Regions from separate parts of the Homo sapiens genome. Here regions 1 and 2 are each linked to region 3. A link is an interaction called in ENCODE POLR2A ChIA-PET data of the cell type or tissue named here. Cell type or tissue: Panc1. All regions are shown on one strand.

Region 1 (4,000 bases), 150 kb after region 3:
TTTCATAAAATGGCATTGCCTGTGAGCTGAGATCGTGTCACTGCACTCCAGCCTGGGTGACAACAAGACTTTGTCCAAAAAAAAAAAAAAAAAAAAAAAAAAAGGAGTGGGGGCACTGCCTGCTTTTTGAATAAGAAAAAACATATTCGTGGCCGGTCGGTGGCTCACGCCTGTAATCCCAGCACTTTGGGAGGCCGAGGCAGGCAGATCACGAGGTCAGGAGATTGAGACCATCCTGGCTAACACGGTGAAACCCCATCTCTACTAAAAATACAAAAAATTATCCGGGCGTGATGGTGGGCACCTGTAGTCCCAGCTACTTGGGAGGCTGAGGCAGGGGAATGGTGTGAACCTGGGAGGCGGAGCTTGCAGTGAGCCAAGGTCGTGCCACTGCACTCCAGCCTGGGCAATAGAGCAAGACTCCAAATCAAAAAAAAAAAGAAAATGAAAAAAAAGAAAAAACATATTCCCACCCGGCACTATTAAAAAGGATGAAATAGAAAAAGACAAAGACCAAAGGTAGGAAGCTAACAGTACAGCTGCCAATAAAGTAAGCCCTAAAGATACAAACTTGGGAAATGTAAAATAAAGGACAGATGTGGAAGACACAGTGAGCTTATAAAGTAAAAGTCATCAGACGCTGGGCGCAGTGGCTCGCACCTGTAATCCCAGCACTTTGGGAGGCCAAGGCGGGTGGATCACGAGGTCAGGAGATCAAGACCATCCTGGTTAACACGGTGAAACCCCGTCTCTACTAAAAATACAAAAAAAGTAGCCAGGCATGGTGGTGGGCACCTGTCGTCCCAGCTACTCGGGAGGCTGAGGCAGGAGAATGGCATGAACCTGGGAGGCGGAACTTGCAGTGAGCCGAGATCGCGCCACTGCACTCCAGCCTGGGCGACAGAGCAAGACTCCGTCTCAAAAAAAAAAAAAAAGTCATCAGACCTCAAATTTCAATAGATAAAGGAGACAGGACAAGAGACTTGGAGATGAGGAAATGTAACAATGACTCAGGTCTTAATTCTGTGTTCTTGGAACTGTGGTAGTCTTTAACATAATTAAGGAAGTCAGAACTAAAAACTAGTCTAGTCAGTAGAAGAAAATTCTAAATGAAAAATTAAGAAAACAACAAAGACAGCTTAAAAAGAAGTCCAACTAATATACTTCCTAAAGTGATCACAAAAGAGTGCACATTTAAGCTCCAAAAAAATTTTTTATAGAGATCTTTGTTTCTTAGAAAAATAAAAATAGAAAAAGTAGTACAGAAAATTATAAATAGGCTGGGCCCAGTGCCTCATGCCTGTAATCCAGCACTTTAGGAGTCCTACTGGGCAGACTGCTTGAGCCGAGGAGTTTGAGACCAGCCTGGGCAACATGACGAAACCTTGCCTCTACAAAAACTTAGCCGGTGTGGTGATGCATGACTGTAGTCCCACTCCAAAGGCTGAGGTGGGAGAATCACTTGAACCTGGGAAATCGAATCTGTGGTGAGCTGTGATCATACCACCTTTATTCACAAATAATGAACAATATAGAAAGTACTGATTTAAACTTCACCACTTAAAAATTAGAAAAGACTTAACCATTATAAGCAGTAACATAGCATATACCCATATATTTTGCTGTGTGAAAGGCAATAATATATGTCAAAAGCTTTCAAAACAAACAGCATATACTAACAAACTTCACTTCTAGAAATTTAGGATTAAAAAAAACAATGGCTATACAGCAAAACTTACTTGCAAAACAGTTCATGTCAGCATGGTTTAGAATAGTTAAGAATTTTTAACATAAATGCTCAACATGGCACCAACTCTGCAATTGGTTTGTCAGTGTCCCACATTAACTCCCTGGGCCTGGTCATTCAGTTTCCAGCCTCTGCTGAGTCCCTCATACTATTCCAAGTGTAGCAGGGGAAATTGAGAGGCCCTTCCTCAAGCTCTGGTCTTAATGGAGGTACAAGGGAGACATCTACAGGGAACCATGAGATCATTGGTGTTGGAAATGCTAAGTCAGTCCTTCTTTAGGCTGGATGTTGGTAGTGGTCATCACAAAGTCCATATATTTTATATCCAGGCCTTCACCTGGCCTATGGACTTATACCCATGTGCCTGGTTTATCAGTTCAATGGTTCTTCAGCCCATTACAGATAAGGAGCTATACTGAAGATCAAGGAGGAACCACTGGAGTCTGAATGTTCCTGAAAGATTGACTTAGTCCTAGCTTAGTCCTCATAAAACCTGGTAACAACAGGGTTGGTACTTTTACTCTCTATTTTACAGGAGTTATAACAGATTGTTAAAGGACAACCAAGAAAGGACAAAAGAAGTGACAGTCAGAGGTTGAGAGGAGCCAGAAAAAATCTAGCAGACATCTGCCACCACATTGTAACATGGTGGTTCCTATCACAACGCTGGGTCAAAAAGAGATTGATTTGATTTATAATGCTAAACCAAGAGGGTGGGCAAATAAAAATTTTGGTATTTAAAAGAAAAAAAAACTTTGGAATTTGAATATTATGAAATTCCCAACAGTCTACATTAAACTACCAAATAATTTTAAAGATCCAATTTTTATAAGTGACCTGTTAACTTACCCTTCTGGTACTCATTAATCTTTTGTTGTGCATTCTCCATCTTCTATGTATGAATAGACATTTAAAAATAAAAACTGTATCTTTTTATTGTTAGATATGAGTTCTAAATTTCTTTTCAAAGAAAAGTATGTTCAATTCTTTGCCTTCTACTTTTAAACTTAACTTCCTCATAAAGCAACCTTTTCCAATTACCTGCTCCACCCTGACTCATTCCAATCACCTGCTCCACCCTGACTCATTCCGATCACCTGCTCTGTCATAACCATTTTTCCCACCAAACCACTCACCCCGTCACTCTCTTTAAATTAGCCAATCGGAATTAGTTTAGCCTGGGTGGTCTAACCCTAGCCAATAAGGGAATGACACAGCAGCAGGCGCCACATGCGTCAGGGATAAGAACCCCTTCCCCTCCCTTGTCCAAGTGTGCACTCACCATTGTTCCATCTGTAAGGGCGCACCCTTCTATAGAAGTACCTTGCCTTGCTGAGAATTAAAAGAACATTTTATATTCAAGTGCTATTTCTTTTGCAGCACTGAAACTTTATATACAACATTATTTACCTCTCCTACTCAGCCTATGCAAATATGAAAGTTAAATAATGTTGAGAATATAGAAGTGCTGGTTCTCACTAAGAGAAAAAAATCCATAATAAAACACGAGAGACTAAAGAGGGGTTAAGGTTAGAGAGGTGCTGATTTACATGACAACTACAAGCAACATAAAATCCTGGACTAGACCCTGATTCAGGAAAAGAATAGTTTTTCTTTTCTTTAAGGGATTAGATTATGACAACTGGCAAAATCTAAATGAGATGTATAGATATCATTCTTATATCAATATTATTTTCATATTTTCATAACTGTACTGTGGTTATGTAAGAAAAAATGTCCTTGACTGCAAAGAAATACACACTAAACTATTAGAAATAAAGTGCTGCGAAGAGATATTCTACAAAACAATACTGAATTTAAAAAAAAAGTAACATCATGTCTGCAACTTACTCCAAAACAGTTCAAAACTAATAGATACCAAAATACTTATCTCTGCATATGTCATAAAAAATCCATATTTACATGTGTATATGTGTGTACATACATAGAGGAGAAGACAGAAGCAAAGAGTGGGAATATGATAAAGCAAATGTAGTAAAATGCTAACATTAGGACAATGTGCATGAAGGACAGCTGACAATTCTTCATAGAATTCTTAGAATCCTTCTGTGTTGGAAATTATTTCAAAATGAAAAATTTTTTAAACACCAAAGGGCAGGGGGTGGGGCAGTGCTTATTTAACAAAATTAAAACACCATTCACTCATTAAACATTTACTGAACACTTACTGCAGGTCAGACACTAGTAAATAGCAGAAGACACACTAGATAAAAATTCCTGCCTTCACACAAC
Region 2 (4,000 bases), 100 kb before region 3:
TCCCAATCCTTTTGCCACTGATATAAGACTTTTATCATAAACTAAATACAAACATATATATATTATGTATTTTTATATATGCACATATCACATATATATATCCACTAGGCCCCCTGAAATCATTTTAAATTACTAAGCATTTATTAGAAATCTTATTTACGCAACATGAAAAACATTTTCTTATCTCCTGGTGCCCTTCCTCATGAAATACTTTTTATATTTTTCTTCTTAAATTACTACTTTTTAAATTTCCAGTTTGACATTTCATCTAGTCCAAGAATAAATCACCTTAGGATTGCATCTATTTGAAATATGAACTCTAGGATTTTCTTCCAAAAGAAAAGACACCTAACCTATGTCTTTGTACCAGAAAATATCCACAGTAATGCACTGACAAAATGATATAAAATGACCTAGTTTAAATGAGATGAGATACCTAGCAAATATTAAGCACAGAGAAGTGCAATAATGTTATTTCCATTCTTTGTCTCCCTCTCTCCAAATTTCTTACCTGTTGCAAACTGAGAATGAGAGTCTTGGCACACTGAATTTTATCAATCTGCCTGGTTTTACTCAGTGTTTCCTTAATAATATCACCATAGTCATTGTAATACTGTGAGGGAAAGAAAGAAAACATGGCTTTAAAATTACTGACATTTCATGAGATAAAGAATAGGTTGGTGTCACCTCCTTTGAAAATGAAAAAAAAAAAAAAAGAACAGGTTGGTTGGTAAAAGAAAGGAAAGGTAAATAAAAAAGTGTTTTATTTCTTCATCTTAAACATAACAGGAGTTAAATAACTAAAGTTACAGGAATGCACATTTGATGTTTAAGATTATGAACTAATACTAGTAAAACCAAAAAAGCTGGGAATTCCAGGAAGAGAGGTGGTGAGAAAAATTCCCCATTCTTGTTTTTTCTTGTTTGATACAGGGTCTCACTCAAGCTGGAGTGCAGTGGTGTGATCGTAGCTCACTGCAGCCTTCAACTCTGGGCTCTGGTGATCCTCCCACCTCAGCCTCCTAAATAGCTGGGACTACAGGCATGTGCCACCACGCCTGGCTAATTTTTTTAAAAAATATTTTGTAGAGATGGGGTTTTTGCCATGTTGCCCAGGCTGGTCTTGAACTCCTGACCTCAAGTGAGCTACCCACCTCAGCCTCCCAAAATGCTGGGATTACAGGCGTGAGCCACTGCACCTGGCCTTCTCCATTCTTGTTTTTTGTTTTTGCTTTTATTTGTTTTTGAGATGAAGTCTCACTCTGTTGCCCAGGCTGGAGTGCAATGGCATGATCTCGGCTCACTACAACCTCTGCCTCCTGGGTTCAAGCAATTCTCCCACCTCAGCCTCCCAAGTAGATGGGACAACAGGTGTGTGCCACCATGATCGGGTAATTTTTATATTTTCAGTAGAGACAGGGTTTCACCATGTTGGCCAGGCTGGTCTTGAACTCCTGACCTCAAGTGATCCACCAGCCTCAGCCTCCAAAAGTGCTGGGATTACAGGCGTGAGCCACTGTGCCTGGCCCCATTCTTTATAACATGATTGAACAGACAACATCTAAAAGGTGACAGATCAAGAAATAGAATTTTGGTAGAAGCCTCCTGAAGAACTAAAACCAAAACAGTTAAAACTGCTTACTTCTGGGGGGTGGGCCTAAATAGGGGGAAGGGGGGATTAGGGTAACAGACTTAACTCTTCATTTAATACTTTGTGCACTATCTCATCCCTGTAACCCCCCCATCAACATGTCTATATTTTACTATCGAAATATAAAAAAGTAAAACACAGACATCTTCGACAGTGACTGGGAAAAGTTATAATTCAGTTTCTTGACACAAGATTTAAATAATTTTTTCTGTGAGTAAATAATCAAAAGGTTTCATTTAAAACCATTAAATCTGGACATTGTTTCCAAGCTAAAGTCTACAGCCTATGTGAAGAAGTGATTAATAATAGTTTGGCAATTAGATTTTCAAAATCTCAAAAAGATAGGTATGTTTCCATGATGTGAAATGCTAAAAGGCGAACAGCTCAAAAGGATCCTTTTAGTGCAAAGAAGAATTATCTCAATGAAGAGAAAAAGATAAATATCAAAACACTAAAGTACTGGAGCAGGCAGATTTCTTTTAAGTTCAGACTGAACCAATTATGTACAAAAATTGGAGGAAAAGCCACATAGCCATATATCAGAAGAGCAAATAGCTATTATAATACTCACAAAAAGGTTAGAGCCTATAGTGAATAGAAGTGTCCCTGAAATGCTAAGGATGATAAAAGTTCTGAATAAGACTCACTTTTTGGAACCAATGAAGTATTGTTAAAGGATTACCAGGAAAAACCAGAATTCAACATATTTCATGCCCTTTATTTCCTGCTAAAGAGAAAACTATATAAAAAGGGTAGGATAAACACTTATAAAATGGAACTGACATCCAGGTTTAGTGAAGAGATAATGAAAGCATCAAGTTGTTCCGAATTGAATTAGTTTCCTAGGCCAGATGAATCGTGTCTTAAGAAAATTTGTGGAGATTATGGAAACTTTGTGCTCTTTAAGAAATGGTGAAGAATAGGAAAGGTGCTAGAGGACAGAGAAAGATAATCATAGTTCTGATTTTCCAAAAGGAAAGAAGGTTATATGGAAAATTAACCCCTCCTCCACAAATGCCTGGGATCCACCCTAAATATTTTTCATTTAGGTTGAGTGGGACCCAGGAACATGTAATTTGGAATAAAGTTCCAGGTGACTGATGGAAAATCAGGATGAGGAATAACTTTTCTGAACAATACCATCGGTGAGCTTGATGCTGAGCCTAAGATTACAGAATACATTATTAAATTAAATGTAATGCCTGCGAATATTTGGAAAGTAAATGGTCACTGGAAGCAAGCAGAAGTTTGCTAACAGATCATGACATTTTCTTTTAGAAAGGTTCAACATGCAAATATCACAGTCTATTTGGGTATCAATAATTAGTTTGACAAGTTCTTTCATGATTTCTTTTTGGATTAAGTAGAGAAAAATGAGCTGAAACAGGTAGGCATATTTATGCTGCTGTCTTGGCAAGGGCTTGTCTTCCTTCCCATGCTCATCTAGTAAGCTCCTATTTATCCATGCAACTCTGTTTACACATTAGCTTTAGGAAGTCTTCTCTTGCTCCTCTCACTTAAGTCTCTCTCTATATTTGGTGTTAGGTTAGTAATTTATGCATCTATCACTACAATAATCATGCTGAAGCTTTGTGGTCTAGTGAAAAGAGCTAAGCTTTGAAGTTAGACAAGCCTAAAATAAAATCCCAGTTTCTGTTATTTTAATAGTTGTGTGTGACCTTGAAAGGTTTACCTCTCGAGCCTTAGTTTCCTTATATGTAAATGATGATACTATTTCTTACATCACAGGGGGATTAGAAAGATCAATGATAATGTGAAAGTCTTAGAACAGTGTCTCAAATATAAATGGCATGAACACATGGCAGTCATTCATTATCAGTATGCTACATTATATTATGTTTAGATGTTAGTTAACTCTTAATCTGTAAGCTCCTTAGTGCAGAAATCATGTCTTACTTAAACCTCTGGCTACCAGCACATTACTCAACACATTGCAGTTGTTCAGCATAATATGATAAATCAGCTACTATGCCATAATTGGAATTGGACTACACCCAAACATGAAGACACAAGTAGATCAAATGACACATACAATATTCTAAATAAAAGAGAACATTCTCTCTGACACAAGAACAAGGCAAATACAGGAAAACTGAGTATTCCCTCCCATCTGTGCCTGTCAGGCCACATCAAGAAGGTCTCTGAGCCCTGCTTTTTCAGAGAGTCAGGAACAAAATGGAGCTTATGAAAGTAGCTAGAAAGTATGTTCTTTCATATAAATGCTGGAACTCCTACTCAATGGAACTGATATAATAGTACAGACTGATAAAAAGCTTATATAAGAGAAACTTTATCATAAAATCATCCACATTACATAGGTGAAAAGCT
Region 3 (4,000 bases):
ATTTATCAATTTTTAAAAGTATAAAAAATTTAGCCAATATTTCAAACATAGAAAAATATAATACAGACATAAAATAAGTATATTCTAAGACTTTTTCTAACTCAAGAGTTACCAGTTTATGGCTTCTATTATACAGAGAACCAATCTCATAAGTTTATTTTTCTCTCTGAAACTACAGAAGCAACAAATTATTTCTAAAAACACGAAGTTCTTTGAAAAGTAGAGAATAGAGACTAATTAGAATAAAATAATGCTGAAAAAAGAAAGACTACAGTACATTCTTGGTATCAGTGACAGACAACATCCAAAGATAAATATAAAATCAGCATTATTCTACTAGCCAGAGCTGTCAGAGTCACTAGGAAATGCAATATTATTTTAAGTCATGCCTGAAAACCTTGACTTTCTTCCTCTTCATTTCCTTTGCCAGCATGCCCAGTAAGTAGCTGGTTTCTTTCTTAACAGAGATTTCTTACATAGAAATAACTTTTCTCACTTTGAGAGGTACAAGTGAGTAGAGAACAATTTGTTATTGTAGCACTGAATGCAGATACTGGAGAGAGGACCAGGCCTGCTCATTATCAAAGTTAGTCAATGATGCACAACAGTTGCCTAGTCCATGATTTATAGTTGTACTTCAGCATAAGAAGAAGTTAGAATACATAATAAACTTTTAAAATCACTTGTGAATATTATTCAAAGCTAGTAATTTAAATCCATGAACAAAAATCCAAAACACAAAACAAAGCAAAAAGATACACACCTATAACCAAGAATATGTTTATATTTTAAATATGAATTAATCAACTGGGTACAGTGGCTCATGCCTGTAATCCCAACACTATGGGAGGCTGAGGTGGGAGGATCACTTCAGGCCAGGAGTTCAAGACCAGCCTGGGCAAGACAGCAAGACCCCATCTCTCTAAAAAAAAAAAAATGTGTATATGTGTGTGTGTGTGTGTGTGTGTGTGTGTGTGTATACACACACACACACACACACATATACATATACATACATATATACACATATATTCATATATACATATATACATACATATATAAATATATATTTATATATACATACATACATATATACTTATATATACATATATACTTACATATAATATATATTTTAAAATGATTTAAAGAATGAGTTAATCTACTAATCAATTATAGAACATATACAGTAAATCACGCTAAAACATGTACATCCTAAATGTTTACATGCATACACTCTCATTAACGTTATGCTTTACAAAAAAATAAGGTTTAAAAAAAATTAAACTGCAACTATATATATATAAAACTTTCAGAATTACTATGAATTACTGATTAAAATAATCCTGATCATGGCCAGGTGTGGTGGCTCATGCCTGTAATCCCAGCAGTTTGGGAGGCTGAGGCGGGCGGATTACCTGAGGTCGGGAGTTCGACACCGGCCTGACCAACATGGAGAAACCCTGTCTCTAATAAAAACACAAAATTAGCCGGGCAGGGTGGCGCATGCCTGTAATCCCAGCTACTTGGGAAGCTGAGGTAGGATAATCGCTTGAACCTGGGAGGCAGAAGTTGTGGTGAGTCGAGACTGCACCATTGTACTGTAGTCTGGGCAACAAGAGCGAAACTCCGTCTCAAAAAAAAACAAAAAAACAAAAAAATCATCATAATGGAAAGAATGAAAAAAAATGAAAATTTGGAAGGCATTTTAAAGGTGATACTGCTTCAAATTTAGATTACAAATGTTAAGAAAGTAAGATCAGACCTCAGAATTTTAAAGAAAAAACTAGTGTGATGAATTATCAATTACGTTAGCTTTTATAAATTTCATGCATTCCTCCAATCTCCACTCACATCTAGCTGAGAATCATCCTCTCAGATTTCAGAAAAAAGGAGTATGTCACAAGGTACAGCATCCTCAAGGCTGTGATTCACCATGTATACATAGGCTGTGAGGCTGTTATAGCCCCTGGAGTATCAGATGGACATTTTCAGCACTGTGTTCAGTCACTATTACTCTCTTCTACAAACTCTAAAACAACAAGAAAACAACATAGAAAAGTAGAACCGGTTTTCAAAGATAATTAGCTCACTTTTTGTGAAGGAACTCTCCAGCTGCCACAGCAACAGGGCGATGTGCCGAGTACACCAAGTGGTAAACATTTTCACAGTCTTCATTGGAAAGAGCTTCTTCACTTCCACTGAAAAATACAGAAAGTAACATCTGATCTAAAGCAAATGTTTATTTTCCTTTCTACTTTTATTTAAACTTGCTAAAGTTCATTATAAAGCTCAAGACTTAATAATTGTTGTCTCATCTTTTATCTTACTTTGAAAGTAATGTTTCCCCTTTAAGTATAAAAGACAATAATGTAAAATTCAGAAAATACAGATTCAACGAGAAGAAAATAAAATGCTCACAATTCTTCTACAGCTTTTTTTTTTTTTTTGAGACAGAGTCTTGCTCTGTCAACTAGGCTGGAGTACAACACCATGATCTTGGCTCACTGCAACCTCTGCCTCCCGGGTTCAACTGATTCTCCTGCCTCAGCCTCCTGAGTAGCTGAGATTACAGGTGCCCAACACCACGCTCAGCTAATTTTTTGTATTTTTAGTAGAAACGGGGTTTCGTCATGTTAGGCAGACTGTTCTCTAACTCCTGATCTCAGATAATCCAGCTGCTACATCCTCCCAAAATGCTGGGATTATAGGTGTGAGTCACTGTGCCTGGCCGCCTTCTAGTCTGTGGGACAGAGCAAGACTCTTGCCTCAAAAAAAAAAAAAAAAAAAAAAAAAAAAGGGAAAAGGAAGAGACAAAACTGAAATTGTTTGCAGGTTATATAATAATATACATACTAAAACCAACAAAATCAACAAAGTATTAGAATGCATTCTAGGACTCAGAATAAGAGCTCAAATAGGGTCCACATATTAGACCAACACAAAAATTGAAGGTTCTCTTCCTCAGCAATAACCAAGCAGAAAATACTAAATACTATTCTAACAAAAACAGCATAAGGCATTTCAGAATTAACCTACTAACTAATGCATAACCTCTACGAAAAAATTAAACCCTATAAGACCTAATGGTATTTTTAAAAAGAAATCCAGCTGAGCATGGCAGTGCATGCCTGCCATCCCAGCTACTTGTGAGGCTAAGAAAATAGAGGGAAAACTAACAAACAGAAAGGACATCCACACCAAAACCCCATCTGTACGTCACCATCATCAAAGACCAAAGGTAGATAAAACCACAAAGATGGGGAAAAACTGAGCAGAAAAGCTGAAAATTCTAAAAATCAGATCGCCTCTCCCCCTCCAAAGAAACAGAGCTCCTCACCAGCAACAGAACAAAGCTGGACGGAGAATGACTTTCACGAGCTGACAGAAGAAGGCTACAGACGATCAAACTTCTCTCAGCTAAAGGAGGAAGTTGGAGCCCATCGCAAAGAAGCTAAAAACCTTGAAAAAAGACTAGATGAATGGCTAACTAGAATAACCAGCGTAGAGAAGTCCTTAAATGACCTGATGGAGCTGAAAACCATGGCAGGAGAACTACGTGACGAATGCACAAGCTTCAGTAGCCAATTCGATCAACTGGAAGAAAGGGTATCAGTGACTGAAGATCAAATGAATGAAATGAAGTGAGAAGAGAAGTTAAGAGAAAAAAGAGTAAAAAGAAACGAACAAAGCCTCCAAGAAATATGGGACTACGTAAAAAGACCAAATCTACGTCGGATTGGTGTACCTGAAAGTGACAGGAAGAATGGAAACAAGTTGGAAAACACTCTGCAGGATATTATCCAGGAGAACTTCCCCAATCTAGCAAGGCAGGCCAACGTTCAGATTCAGGAAATACAGAGAACGCCACAAAGATACTCCTCGAGAAGAGCAACTCCAAGACACATAATTGTCAGATTCACCAAAGTTGAAATGAAGGAAAAAATGTTAAGGGCAGCCAGAGAGAAAGGTCGGGTTACCCACAAAGGGAAGCCCATCAGAC

Evidence for each region. Peaks named below come from ENCODE experiments on the same cell type or tissue, not always from the same donor. Only the 100,000 strongest peaks of a DNase experiment are listed, where the experiment ranks them.
Region 1: POLR2A ChIA-PET joins it to region 3 with 5 read pairs; 4 of 35 experiments call an interaction of 5 or more read pairs at or near these places.
Region 2: POLR2A ChIA-PET joins it to region 3 with 7 read pairs; 2 of 35 experiments call an interaction of 5 or more read pairs at or near these places.

Annotation. Positions count from the first base shown.
Region 1 is chr3:136,615,349-136,619,348 of GRCh38, forward strand. The region is part of intron 3 of STAG1 (STAG1 cohesin complex component); the gene reads right to left. Among named protein-coding and RNA genes, the nearest start is that of STAG1, 140 kb to the right of the region's middle. In Panc1, no CTCF peak of the experiment used is centred here; no DNase peak of the experiment used is centred here.
Region 2 is chr3:136,362,855-136,366,854 of GRCh38, forward strand. It overlaps STAG1 (STAG1 cohesin complex component), which reads right to left. Exons shown (of 34, transcript NM_005862.3): 26 at 512-613. Among named protein-coding and RNA genes, the nearest start is that of PCCB, 110 kb to the left of the region's middle. In Panc1, no CTCF peak of the experiment used is centred here; no DNase peak of the experiment used is centred here.
Region 3 is chr3:136,462,791-136,466,790 of GRCh38, forward strand. It overlaps STAG1 (STAG1 cohesin complex component), which reads right to left. Exons shown (of 34, transcript NM_005862.3): 13 at 2,091-2,198. Among named protein-coding and RNA genes, the nearest start is that of PCCB, 210 kb to the left of the region's middle. In Panc1, no CTCF peak of the experiment used is centred here; a DNase peak (open chromatin) is centred at 1,947.